Linked DNA regions of Homo sapiens: region 2 is linked to region 1. Evidence: read pairs that join two places in POLR2A ChIA-PET (ENCODE). Cell type or tissue: GM12878. All regions are shown on one strand.

Region 1 (2,500 bases):
TCATAATTCATGTGGTTTTATAACTCTTGTCAAAATGATTTCTTAGTTGTAAACCCCTAGTGGACAGGAAACATTTTAAATTCACAGGATAGAATCTGGATCAGCAGAGATTAAAAAGATGTCAGAGATTAGAAAAAAAAAAAGATACTTTGAAAAGAACTCAGAAAAGAGAAAACAGAAAAATGTCATTCCTTCTCTGTGAGAGATAAATCAGGAGCAAACAAAGAAATAAGAGTATATATTAAAACACAAGCTATCAAATAAAAAATTCTAAGAATTTGCAAATCAAAAAATGGCATCTTCCACAAGAACAGTGTAGCTAAATTATGAAGGTTGTTTCTAATACAAAGACAGTAAAGAATAAATAAAAAGAAATCTAATGATGAACTGAGTTATATCATTAGTCCCCTAAATTTCCTACACTCTCTCCTTTGACCATCCCTTCACGTCTCTCCACAAGTTCCAATTTCTGGGCCAATGGAAATAGTCTGGAAGTTGAAAAAAGGGGTCAATTTGGGCAGAGGCACTATGCATATAAGAACTGCTTCTGAGCTGTGATTGCGCCATTGCACTCCAGCCTGGGCAACAGAGCGAGACTCCATCTCAAAAAAAAAAAAAAAAGAAAGAAAAAAAGAACTGCTTCTGCTCAGTGTAAAAGGCATAAACTTTGGATCCAGACAGACTTATCTGTAAATCTCTACTATTTACTAGCAGTGTATTAGCTTTAGAAAGGTATCATCTTTTCTGAGTCCCAGATACCTCATGTATAAAGTTTAAATAATAAACATGCATTGTAAGGCTGTTATGAAGACTAAAGAACATAAAACATACAGAATGCCTGTGTCCAGCTTATATTTAGGCAGTAGCTATTTTTCAATAGTTTATACATCACATTCCTATGATTGAATGAATATAAAGGAGAGAAAATGTTAAAATAAACAAATTATATTTCCTTAAAGCCCATTGGGAAAAAACGGGTTAAATGAAAAGTCTCATGGACTTTTCACATAGACTTACTAACAATTCCACTTTCTTTTTCTCCAATTTGCAATCTGGCTTTGGAGGTAGAATCTCAACATTGTTGTGACCATCATGGGAATTCTCAAGTCCCAGTTCCTTTGGCTGACTTTCAATGCCCTGTGGTTGTCCATCACCAACGGGGGAGGTGAGAGTGAAATGACTCGGAAGAGTAGGGGAAGAAAAAGGTGGTTTTTGAACGTTAACTCTCTGTTTTGGTGCTGAAAGCAGCTGCTCTGGAAGTAATGAGGTTGATCCATCTTGAAGCCCAAGTTTTTGGCTTTGCTCTACAAGGGCTTTTTCTCGCTGAAGTTGTTGTCGACTTTTCTTCGCGGGGAGACGTCGCTGTGGTTCAAATGGATCTATGTAAAAGAAAATAGAGGAAAATTCCTTTGTGTGGGCAGCAAATAATTATAATTCCTCTAAGAAAATAAAAAATTAACATTAAACGTTGATAATTCTAGTGGTTCTCCTACCCCATTCTCTATCTTGAAAGTCTAGGGGAAAAACAGCCATCTTCCTGTAGAGTTTCAATAGTTTTCAGATCATAATGTTAATATTTAACAGAAACTGCCCCATCTCTTAATTTATCTTCAGAGAAAGTCCATCAGTGAGTTAGGCCTTAGGTCACAAAGTGAAGTTTCTTTTTCAACTTGATTTCATAGTTGTCAAAAGAAAGCAACTAATTTTGACCAAATCAGGGAGGTGACTGAATTATCTGGTTTTAAATTTGATTTATGGTTCTGTCTGCTCTACTGAAACAAAATGGTGGTTGCATTTTCAAATGGGATTACCCTCTCTTAAATTTTAACAGCTTTTAGGGCAATTTGGTACATATGTGATACATATTCAGATGCTATAACAGGCATGTAATTGAGTGAAGTCTCTTATTTCTAGGAATGCTAGTTAACCTTAAATTGTTGTCTTTCATCCTACAGAACAATCCAAGGTTGTACTCCCCGAAGCCTAGTCAGGCTCTAATCAATGCATTCAAACTGATTTTAATAGTAGCCTCAGTAAAGCAATAGAAGATAAAACAACTGGGGGGAAATATCTTTAAAGTTATAAATAATAACACTTCTATTATACTTTTTGGACTGTCCATGCCAGTGTTAACATCTTAGGGCAGACAATTGGAGAATCTGACCCACATTCATACTATATTTCATAAGATCTATAAATAGCATTCTCTCTTAAATGCCTGGGAAGTGAAGTTATCAGTTCTTGTAAATGAACAACTCAAATGGGACTTTCAAATTTGGCATATTGACTTTTGAAGCAAAACAAGCTTATTATTTGAATTTCCCAAAGTATAGTTAAAAGCTCTAGAGTCACAATTCCAGCTTTGCTTCTGCCCAGCTCAGTGACCTCAGGTAAGTCAATTATTTATTCAATACCTTAGTTTCCTCATCTATCAAGCTGGTTGAAAATTAACCTGCTCTACTTAATGCATGAAGTTGGTGTAAGAATTAAATGAGATATG
Region 2 (2,500 bases), 53 kb before region 1:
ATAATGCATTTTTTTTACCAAGATATAGTAAATACATAAATATACTAAGGCTTTTAGTCACCTCATGTTGCTTCCAGAAGCCAAGCAAATGTTTTTCTGGTATTCATCTTAGGAGTACATTGTTTCCAAAGATGCCTTATGCTAATCTGTGTTAGTTATGCCTTACTTTCACTTTGTGAGCTATTTCAATGTTGTGATATCCATTTTACGAAAAGAACAGAACACCTATTTCCCTGTGTTTCTACTTTTCCATGTCATGTCCCACCTACACCTACATTAGTACTAAATTGACTTCTTCCAGGACGTTTGCCAAGTGTCTGTCTAAGTTTTTTCTTCCCATCTGCCAGGGTGCTCCCTGATATTGACAAAGATTGTCTCCAAGCCTTCTCTGCCCTTCCTTGGTTTGCTTGTTCGTGTTTTCCCAGTCTGAGGTTAGACTGACTATGGGGCTTTCCACAGAAGAAGGGGTTTGGATAAGCCAGCAGTTTAAGCAGGTTTTATGATCAGCCAGTGTAATAAAATGCATTCAGGGGTCACCCGAGAAACTTTAATCAGCACCAGGGGTCACTGGATAGCACTTCTAGACAGGAGAGAAAGAAATGAGGAACAGAGACTCAAAGAGGAGGAAGAGTTGGGGGAAGGGGATAAGAATAGAAGGTTCTCAAGTTATCTGAAATAACTTTTAAAAATAATCAATGTGTTTTGCAATCAGAAATGGTAAAAAGAGCCATAATTGCCCAGCGGAAACTAGAGATCTGCTGCAAATTCAGATGAGAATTTTACCCAAAGCTTAATTTTTTTCCCCTCGTGCAGTTTTGCATGAAAGTTTGGCCTTATGACTGGTCTCGGGATGGATATCAGATATCTCACCCTGAAGGGAGAAACATTCCCACCAAATCCTTCTCTCCTGAAAGAAAAAAAAAAATTCTGCATCCAATAATCAGAGCCTGGGCAGACAAATTGGCACCACTTTTTTTTTTTTTTTCCTCCAGCCTCCCTTTTATTTTCTGTGAGAAATAAGACTGCAGACTTGAGTCACAATTCACAAATATTTGGTAGTATTATGTTGCAAGAAACTGAGGGGGAAAACCAGAAGGTAATTCTTAAAAGCTTTGCCTTCACTCATGCAAACAAACTTTATGCTTCTCAATAAATCTCCTGTTTTGTAAGTGGCCATTAAAATAACAGATCATTTGATTAAAATTCTGTTTTCTTTTCACAACAGTCATTTGGAATTTTTTGGGACCTCCAAATGTGGTCTTGGCCATGATGTCATTAGCATTTTATTAACGCATTCAAAAGGTTAAAAGCTCTTAGTTTTTATAGGGCTTTTAAAAGCAAACATTTGATTGTCTCTTGCATAAACTGAGTCTGAACCCATTAAAATGTGACAACAACTTCAGAACTGACCCTGTTTAAGGGTAAAAAATTGATCAAGGATTTGCCACATTTTTAATTGCATTCAGTGAAATGAAAACTGAACTGATGCCAATATTTGGGAATGAAAAGAATTAAATCCAGTCCAACACCTTTCAAAATAATAATGATATTTTTTAAATTGGGGTTTTTCCCTTTTAGAGTTGAATGATTCTTTATGGCACAAAAATAGTTTATAGTTAGAAAAGTTTATTTTTCCCTCTCTAGTTCAGTCACAATGCAGTCAGTCTGTCATTAAAAATAAGATGGAAAAATATTTTAAATGTATGTTTCAAGCATCCTGGCCTGGAAGAAAAAAACTGTTCAGGGCAGCAACAGTAAATTTGCCTTTGTTGTTTATTTGGATAGAAAACCATCTGTGGCTGTATAGATTTGGAATTATGTTACCGAACTTTTAGAACTAAAGACTCTTATTTTTAAATTAGGCACCTCGGAGAATTATGTCATAAATCCACAATAAAATAATAAAATCAGTGGTACTGGAGCATATGTAGCCATTTATTGTTATTTTCCACTTTGCCTCATTTTCATCATATATATTTTTAGATTGGATTGCCCCATCCCATTGAATGATCTTTTGTACACAAAATAGAAAATTCCTGCCCTCCCATCCCCCAATTTGCACTCTAAATTAAACTATATTAGCTCCATTCTATTTTTTTTTCTATTTTTGCCTCACTGATTATGAAGAGTTTTCTACTTTTCTTTATTGTTCTTATTCATTAATTTTTAGTGACATTTCCTATTCTAGTACACTCTGTTTTTCAGGGCATATTCACTCATTTATTTATTTATTTTTTATCCCTTACAAATGAACTACTGAAAAACCATCTTCCTGAGCCTTTCTCTTAATTGCTCCTGTGTTCTGAGGCATTGGGGGAACTACATAACTAGCAGGAGCCGATCAGCAGATAAGCTTGCATAACACGCACTTAATTATACAAACAAGTCTTTCTGGAGAAAGTCTTCTGACAATTACCTCCCGAAATAAATATACCTCAGTGACTGTCAATAGTAATAAAACCCACACAATCATTTCTTAAAGCTTTTATTGTTTGCCTGT

What was found. Peaks named below come from ENCODE experiments on the same cell type or tissue, not always from the same donor. Only the 100,000 strongest peaks of a DNase experiment are listed, where the experiment ranks them.
Region 2: POLR2A ChIA-PET joins it to region 1 with 5 read pairs; 7 of 35 experiments call an interaction of 5 or more read pairs at or near these places.

The regions. Positions count from the first base shown.
Region 1 is chr1:170,538,089-170,540,588 of GRCh38, reverse strand. GORAB (golgin, RAB6 interacting) reads right to left here. Exons shown (of 5, transcript NM_152281.3): 2 at 1,022-1,379. Among named protein-coding and RNA genes, the nearest start is that of GORAB-AS1, 6.7 kb to the right of the region's middle. In GM12878, no CTCF peak of the experiment used is centred here; a DNase peak (open chromatin) is centred at 1,163.
Region 2 is chr1:170,591,455-170,593,954 of GRCh38, reverse strand. No RefSeq gene overlaps it. Among named protein-coding and RNA genes, the nearest start is that of GORAB-AS1, 60 kb to the right of the region's middle. In GM12878, a CTCF peak has its summit at 576 (motif pointing right); no DNase peak of the experiment used is centred here.